3 separate regions of the Homo sapiens genome follow, and regions 2 and 3 are each linked to region 1. Evidence: chromatin contacts called from ENCODE Hi-C or POLR2A ChIA-PET data. All regions are on one chromosome and are shown on one strand. Each heading gives the region's core, a stretch centred on a gene start or an enhancer-like site at or near the end of the contact. The rest is flanking DNA. Distances are from core to core; before and after follow the strand shown.

Region 1 (2,768 bases), core at 80-2,579:
TCTGATTCTTGAAAAAAGTTTGCCAACCCTGCTCTGAGTAGTTGTCATGTCTACTAATAATCAGGTTAGTGTCAGATCCTGGAAATGAGAGACTCAGTGGAGACGGTGCTATTTGGGAAGTCACAGCACAATCCCTCTGGTGATCCACTCTGAGCATCACGTGTTGGTCACACCTCCTAGGCTGAAGGGAGCCATGTTAGTAAGCCCTTAAAAATGTCAAATGGCTTCCCCCACCCCTTAATGCCAGCAGATTCTTATCCTGTGTTTTCTCAGCCATCTCCTTGGAGGTGCCTCCAGTCACTGAAAACCTTGCTCAAGAGCCTATGTGTCCTTTTCGCTCTATTTCTCTGCATAGGGTCCAACGCTGTCCCTTGCCCCCTTTGTTCACCAATATAGGTCAGACCTATCACAAAATAAATGGCACAGAGGCTTCCTGAAGACACACATATTTTGAGCACAGAACAGTGAGGCTGAGCCCTTATCAGCCAAGAGCGCTTGCAGAACCACAGAGAATCTGCTGCACAATCTGCAAGCTGGTGCTCTCCCGAGCATGCATAGTAGGTCTCAGAGCACTGGGAAGCAATGCACATCCACGGTCCATTGTAAGTCACTGGCTTAGATATGTTATATTTAACAAAACATCTCAGCCGCATCGTGTTATAACAAGTCACGTTGTAAGGGATGGATTTTATCAAGTTGGTGTGTGTTTCCCACCAAACTCTATGAGATTGGTATTATCCCTATTTCACAGGTAAGGAAACTGAGGCAGAGGGTGACCCTCTCGCTCCCGTGCCTCACAGTAACAAGAGGAGCCAGAATTCAAACCCTGGCTTCTATCTCAGACCCTTACACTGAACTGGTAAACTCCTCACACACCCATGCCAACAAGAAGGATGACTGTTTTCGATCTCATTGTATAATCTGGCAGATTCAGCACTCTGTTGTTTCCTGGTAAGCTCATCTCCTGACACCTGGGTAATGGGTGTTTTTTCCCAAAGTGTTTGCCCAGGCCAGCCACACCTAAAGTGTTGGGGTACATGGCAACATATCCAAGCTTATGTACGTGGCATTTGAGGTCAGGGCATGGAAAAATACGGAGGCACTGTGTGTATGTTATTTGTGCATAAGAATGTAACTCCTTGGCCCTAAAAACAGGACAAGGAGTGAAGTGTGTCATAAGGAACGCTGAAAACAGCCTCCTAAGAATGTGGTTTGAGAGCTTTTGCAAGGCCGCAGGTGTCTCATGACCCCACCTCAAAAAGCCATCTAGTGGATGTTTGTGGTTTAACAATCCCTTTCAATAAATACTTGGCGGACAGATGCTAGGGCAGGCTCTCACAAGGGCGGGCTCTCAGAAGAGCTGCCCCCACCCCCTCTCCCAGCCCCCTTCAGCTGAAATTGTCTAAGAACTCATTCTTGGCGTTCACTGCAAGCTATAAGCTCTGCAAGTGGTGACCCCGACGTGATCGCCTTGAAGTTACGCTTGAAGGAGGAAAACTCATCAATTTTCGGGGAATCCCGGTAAGGGACAGTCCTGACTCCCGTCAGGAGGATGGGACCCACGCGTAAAATATCAGGGGTTGGATTATCATGGGTCAAGAAATGACCAAAGAACAGAAAGTGTTTTTTAAAAACAGTGCGACAGCTACTTAAGGCTAACCAGTGCACTGCAGAGCCTGGAGCTCTACACAACGCTATGATCTTAATTCGGCAGGAATGCCCTTGGTTTCCTGATCAAGGAACCTTAGACTTGAGTTATGGAGCAGGTAGGTCACTGCCTGAAAACAGGATGTGAGCAAGGTCATTTTACTGAGGTTATTGTTTTGACCACCTGGGCGCCGGTACACTCGGTGTTGTATCCTCTTTATCTGCCAGATTGCAGTGGGTCAGACCGCCCGTCTTTGCCTGAAGGGAATTCAGGAGGTTTAAAGGAGAAGGAAGAACAGGAGCCAACCAGGACAGCGGGAGGCGGGCGGGGGGTCCTCTCTCTACTTCATTCCCTTCTGTAGGGCATAAGGAGGATATTTTTTTCTAGTGATCATGAGGACGGACCGGAGCCTTTTCCTCCCCCTATAGAAAAGCCATTGCCCTCTTTTCCTCCACCCTTAAAGGGACCTGTATTCGTTGGCCCCGTTCAGGCAATGGCGCCTCCCATCCCCCTTGAGGAGTCTGGAGGCCGCCCAAGAGATGGTTCTTGGATAAGACCTCCAGTCAGTGAATATCTATATGATCGGGTGGCCGTGTCCTCAACGCCAACTCCTCGTCAAACTTTCTTAGTAGAGGGGTGCCTCCAAGAGGGACTTAGGAAGGGAGACTCTGAGGCGCTTTTTGGCGCATTCCCTGTTATTGTTCAAAGCAACAGGAGATGGCATGAGAGTTTGCCTTTTACTGTCTTTAAAGAGTTAAAGAAAAGTATCCGTGAAAACAGTGTACATTCACCGTTTACGAAGGAGGTGATTGAGGCTCTGGGAAATGGCTATAAGATGACTCCACATGATTGGAAAACTTTGGTAAATGTTTTGGTTTCAGCTGCAGAATATACTGTGTGGTGGAGTGAGTACAGTGATTTAGCCATGCAGCAGTCCTTGCAAAATTTGGATAATAATATCCCGATACAACTTGATATGCTATTGGGAACAGGGCCTTTTGCTTCAGCTCAGACTCAGGGTCAAGCAGGTGGCCATCTATTTCCTCAATGCTCACAGCTAGCAATACAAACATAAAAAAAAAAAATCCCGTAAGACAATCCCAGGGTTCCTTTATAACAG
Region 2 (2,768 bases), core at 132-2,631, 390 kb before region 1:
ATGTACCATTTTTATACAGCTCTGAAATGTATAAAAGTCCCTGAGTGGCAAATATTTATAGTTGTTTTTCCTCATTTGACCTTCTTGCCTTCCTCCTTTTTTGTGTGTTTCACTGTAGCCCCCTCAGACAACAGTGAGTACTCTTTTCAGGACAAAATGTCAGGTGTGAGTCATAAAGTGCAAAGGAACTATACCCTCCAGAACGATGGGAAGGAAAACTTTCTGCCTAAGAGATACTTCATATTAACCAAGCAGTAGATTTCTTCTCAAACAAATGGAAAGCAATTGAAGAGAAACCTCATGAAAACATAGCACATTTTTGTTTCCCAACAGTTATAAACAACCCAGTTTTCCTTTCCCTTCTCACCCCATGTTCAGACACCATGAGTGTTTCCCAAACTTTGGAAACAAAGACCTAAGTTTCAGGTTCCTGCAATGACCTGTTGCTGACATTCTACTGCAGTCGTCAGAGTAAGTATGGTGGCAGAGTTGCAGCTGGCTTGGAAGATTTATTTTTATTTCTAAGGACAGAAGCAAAGGAAGCCCCCACGTTCACTCACTGAAAATAACAATTGGCCATCTGCATTTGTTTCTGCCGCAGCTTCAAAAGCCAAGGTAGAGAGCCTGCTGGTGCGGGCAAGTCTGGTCTTGGAGCTTAGGGCCACTTACAGATCCTGAAACTCAGGGTCAGCGTAGGCTCAGAAAGGTCACTGATATCCAACCCAGCAGACCAGACGTATGAGCACTCTGCCCAGAAGCCTATTTACTTCTTCAAACACACAAAAAAATATCTTGAGCAACTTCCTTAACTTTTTGGGGTCTTCCTCTCTCTTTTCAGAATGAAGATAGTTAAATGTAATAGTACCCCATGGTGACAGGATGAGAAAATATATATATCCAGCACTTAGAACAAAGCCTGACAATGTAATCTCATCAAGACTTAAGAGCTTCCTTTCCTTCCTCTTCCATCTTTCCCTGCCTCGCTTCCCTAGATGATAGAGCTAGATGATAGAGCTAGACTACCCTTCCATAGCCAGACACCAGAGCTAGATGATAGAGCTAGACCACCCTTCCATAGCCAGACACCCTCCTCACTTCCTCCCTCCAACACTTGCCCACAGGCACACCTAGAATCCTCAAGACCACTCAAGTGGCTTCCTGGTACCACTCTTGCTAGACCAAAGAAAATGGTAAGATGTGGAGGGAATTATGCACTCGATTCTTCATATCTTCGATAGTGTTAAATGGTCCATATGCTTTCTTATAGCTGGGGGCACATGCATTTACACAAACACATGCACACACACAAAACACCCTTACATAAGTGTGTGCTGGGGGAAAGCTATGCAACTCTGAGGCTCCAACCACTTTTTGTGTACTTTTCACAATTGCCCAGCAGATGGCAGCAAAGTGTCCTGAGGAACTACTTTTTCTGTATAATTCAGCCCTATGTGGCAGTGTAAAGCTAGAGGCTAAATTGTCCCTCTAGATATATAACAGAGCATAGACAGGAGAGGCATTCTGTTCAGTTTCATCTGTGGCCCGAAGACAAGAGATGACACAGAATTGTGCCAAGGGGCAGGACAGAAGGAGGAGTCAGCCCCCGGAGCAGGTAATTATTCAGGTAGAATTTAGATCTTTTTCGTTGTTGTTGCTCCTGAGAGCAGTATTCTGTTACCAATACTGTTTAGAATTGTTTAAAAATGGATGCTAAAAAGCATATGGCAGTTTGTTATTGTTGTAAAATTTTCTACAGACCATGCTTCTCCTCATTGTCTGCACCTGAAGAGACCACACCCACCACCCGTTCTTGTTTTGCCATAGAGATGACAATCGCTCCTAATTTACACAATAAAACCCCATTCACCCAAGTAGAAATTAAGAAAAAAGAGCCAAACATGGTTTTCTCAACCAGATTATAAAACATTAAAGATTGAGTAAAAGAGTAAGAAATTGAGTAAGACTGAAGGAAGAGGATTTCATTAGAAACAGAATGTCATTTGGAAACTGTACTGGAGAATTTCGTTAGAAGGACATTGTTGATGTTTTGTGTGGTTTCCTCCCTCCTGTCACTATAGGAGAAGGAAGGAGGAACCTCCCCCTCATCTCCAGCTCAGAGAGAGAGGCTGGAATGGGACCGCATGGGGATCATGTTGTAGATCCTCTGCAGTTTAGGGAAAATGAGAAACTTGAGTCCAACACACCAGGAGAAACCAAAGAATGCTAAGACCTGGACTGTCTACTCTATAGCCAGTGTTTTTATCTATTGCTATATAATAAATCACCCAAACGTAGAGGTTTAACACAGCACACCTGTTACCTCACAGGTCGGGACTCTGGGCATGACTTAACTGAGTTCTTTGCTTCAAGGTCTCACCAAGTTCCATTTAAGGTATTGGCAGGGATGAGGCCTCAAATGAGGTTTGACTAGAGAAGGATCCACTTCCAAGCTTACAATGTTATTGCTAGAATTCAGTTCCTTGCAGTTGTAGGATAAATGGTCTCATTTCTTGCCAGGTGTTGGCTCGAGGTCTTTGTAGGATATTGGCTAGAGACCACTCTCAATTCCTAAGGGCTGCTTATACTCTCTTACCATATCAAGACTGCAACATGACAAATTGGTTTCTCAAGGCCAACAATGGTGAGAATGAGACACCAGTAAGACAGAGTTTACAGTCTTCTGTGACATGATCATATAATCACATACCCAAAATCACATACATCCTGTCACCTTTGCAGGATTCTGGTTATTCAAAGCAAGTCACAGA
Region 3 (2,768 bases), core at 135-2,634, 260 kb before region 1:
CAGAGCTCAGGCAGTAATGCTTGCCTGCTGCTTACCTCATGTAGTGCAGCCAGGTTTCCAACAGACCACAGACAGGTACCAGTCCTTGGCGTGGGGGTTGGGGACTTATGAGAATCATGTTTCTATCAGTTGTTATGGCCCATTATCTGCTCACTTGTTCTCTCCATTTGCATAGATAATTGACATTTGACATTTGGTAAGATTTTCTTTAGTTTCTTTTCTGGATAAACGTATCACTTTTGTATGTTTTGTGATACTTAGGACATAATGATGTCATCCAAGCCAACAAGCCATGCTGAAGTAAATGAAACCATACCCAACCCTTACCCACCAAGCAGCTTTATGGCTCCTGGATTTCAACAGCCTCTGGGTTCAATCAACTTAGAAAACCAAGCTCAGGGTGCTCAGCGTGCTCAGCCCTACGGCATCACATCTCCGGGAATCTTTGCTAGCAGTCAACCGGGTCAAGGAAATATACAAATGATAAATCCAAGTGTGGGAACAGCAGTAATGAACTTTAAAGAAGAAGCAAAGGCACTAGGGGTAAGTCTATTTACTACCAGAATTTTAATTTCACATTTGCAAGGTCTTCTTATAAGTTATAGGAGAGTATCATCCAATTGCTAAAAAGTTCTGAACGTTATTCTGAAATTATCTCTTTTAGACAGAAATATTTAGTCTGCCTATAGACTTTCCCTTGAGTTCATTTCATTTTAGATCAAGCAAAAATATAACAAGACACAGAGGAGCCTCCCTAGCTGGAGAATTTGGTAATATTGACGTGACAGAAGCACTGTTACATCTAGCTTGATCTCATTTCTTCAAAGGACTTTTTGGACAATCTCAATCCCATCTCTGGATTAGTTACAAGTCTGGTTTTTGCATAAAGGTGAATTTACATAACAATGAACAATGATGGCTGCCCCCAGAAAAGGAAACTACAAATGGGCAGTCTGGGAAAGGCTGAGTGTGAAAGAATTGGGGGACATTCCATCTGCTATGCCTCTTTCACCAATACCCTTAGAGATGCTACAGTTTAACTGTCACCTTACTTCTACAAAGGAGACTCTGAACTGACTGCCTTGTTTCTGTAGGCATTGTAAAAACAAAAATGCCCTACTTGTAAGAAAATTCCACCTGCCTAGGTAGAATTGTTAGTCCCTTCTCCGTGCTTTCCAAATACATCATTCATCCCGCTAGCACAATTCCACCAAATTATATTAAGTCTCTCCCTGTGAATAGCTCAAAATGCTCTGCTGGAGCATTCCGTAAATGAATGCTCATTATGTGCCAGAAACTCTTCTAGCCATCTTACTATGTATTTCAAGTTGTGATGTTTTAGGGAAGTAAAAATGAGCATAAGTTCTCCTGCAGCAGCCTATTTACTAAGCTGTGGAGGTGGCCCTTCTGATCCTCCTCCTCCCAGATAGAGGAAATTCCCTGCTCCTAATAAGCCAATGGGACAAACTAACACCCCATACAGCCAGCCCCACACAGGTGCTTGGAATATCATTAAGCACAAAGGAGGTGCAATCTCTGCCCTCACAGAACTTACGCCCTAGAGGGGGAAATCAGACTGTATACATAATAAGGAAGTAAAGTACTTAGTGTGTTAGAAGGTGTCGAATGATATAGACAAAACAAAGAAGTGTAAAAGGGCTAAAAAGTACTAGGCAGTGAGGAGGCAGCAATTTCAAGGTGGTCAGAATGGGCTTTCCTTAGAACATGACATTTGAGCAAAAACCTGAAGTTAGGAGTGAGCCCTGCAGATATTAGGGAAAGAGAAAACAACCAGTGTAAAAGTCTTTAGATGAAAATGTCTTTGAGGTATTTGAAGAACCGGGAGGAGGCCAATAAAATAGAACAGAATGAGTGAGGGAGGGGGCAGTTGTCAGGAGGGCAGATGAGTGGCAGAGGCCACAGGTGGTGAGGCCTGCAGAGCAGAAGGCTTTGGCTTTGACTGGGTGGATGAGGAACCACTGAAGCATGCTGCCCGGCACCGAAGAGGCGTGTGATAAAAATACTTTAAAAGAATGTGAAGTTTTGTTTTCAAAATCTCCAGTTGGCAGAAGCTACTTCCTCTCTCTGAAGATTTGTTATTTCTATGCCATCAGCAGGCCCTGGGCATCATGACAGTGCAGGGGCCACAGGTGGCAGGACTTGGCACACCTGTACCAGTCAACTCAGACCTTAAAGTGCTTCTGTGGCCAAAAATGCAGACAAATTGTATGTCCAAATTTTTAAGTCTGTCCTATAGGCAATTTTGATCAGTAGATGGTACAGCCAGGGCTGTAGGAGGAGAAATGAGGGCCAGTACAAATCCAGATCTAACTGCCCCTCATCAAGGTGACAGCAAGGATGAGAATGGGAAGTTTGTGACCAGACGGCTGAATTGCTGCTCTAAAGAACAGTTGTAAAAACCAAATATAAAGTCTAATACAGGAGTTCTTTAAGTGAGATAGGCTAAACGTGGCCCATCATCTCTCTGAAGCTATAAGCAAAAGTATGGTATGTGTGTGTATGAATGTGCAAGAATAATTTTTCAGGGAGAAAGGTTCATGGTTTTTATTGATGTCTCAAGAAACTTTTAGCATTGTTTATGAAACTGGGTTTTTTTCTAATTTTAATTCGATTTACTTGTGTTCAGTAGCTATTTATTGAAGAAATAAATACAGCAGTCTTTGTATTTGCAGTCTCCCTGGATAGATAAGATGTAACCATGGGGAAAAATAAATTACAAATCTACAATCAAGTTTTGGACCAATCTA

What was found. Hi-C counts contacts between places; a loop is a spot of excess contacts on that map. ChIA-PET counts read pairs that join two places held with the same protein, here RNA polymerase II (POLR2A). Pooled maps may share reads with other maps.
Region 2: a loop to region 1 is called in a map of naive thymus-derived CD4-positive, alpha-beta T cell, with 20 times the contacts of the local background. The contact joins the enhancer-like site here to the promoter of MS4A15 in region 1. A Hi-C loop is called at or near these places in 5 of 168 maps with a recorded cell type or tissue (GM12878, HepG2, MCF 10A and 2 more), 34 of 37 single-sample maps with no recorded cell type and 16 of 50 pooled maps. POLR2A ChIA-PET finds 5 or more read pairs at or near these places in 1 of 52 experiments (GM12878).
Region 3: a pooled map shows a loop between it and region 1 (2.1-fold over the local background). The contact joins the enhancer-like site here to the promoter of MS4A15 in region 1. A Hi-C loop is called at or near these places in 1 of 168 maps with a recorded cell type or tissue (GM12878), 22 of 37 single-sample maps with no recorded cell type and 7 of 50 pooled maps.

The regions. Positions count from the first base shown.
Region 1 is chr11:60,755,538-60,758,305 of GRCh38, forward strand. MS4A15 (membrane spanning 4-domains A15) reads left to right here and starts at 1,330. Exons shown (of 7, transcript NM_001098835.2): 1 at 1,330-1,521.
Region 2 is chr11:60,362,255-60,365,022 of GRCh38, forward strand. No RefSeq gene overlaps it. Among named protein-coding and RNA genes, the nearest start is that of MS4A7, 15 kb to the right of the region's middle. RefSeq lists enhancers at 1,462-1,541, 1,632-1,731. Within about 2 kb of position 1,382, at least 2 of the 41 ENCODE cell types and tissues checked have a DNase peak (open chromatin) inside an H3K27ac peak, as active enhancers do.
Region 3 is chr11:60,497,052-60,499,819 of GRCh38, forward strand. MS4A12 (membrane spanning 4-domains A12) reads left to right here. Exons shown (of 7, transcript NM_017716.3): 2 at 262-543. The coding sequence starts at 268. Among named protein-coding and RNA genes, the nearest start is that of MS4A12, 5.7 kb to the left of the region's middle. RefSeq lists enhancers at 1,910-2,179, 2,190-2,319. Within about 2 kb of position 1,385, at least 5 of the 41 ENCODE cell types and tissues checked have a DNase peak (open chromatin) inside an H3K27ac peak, as active enhancers do.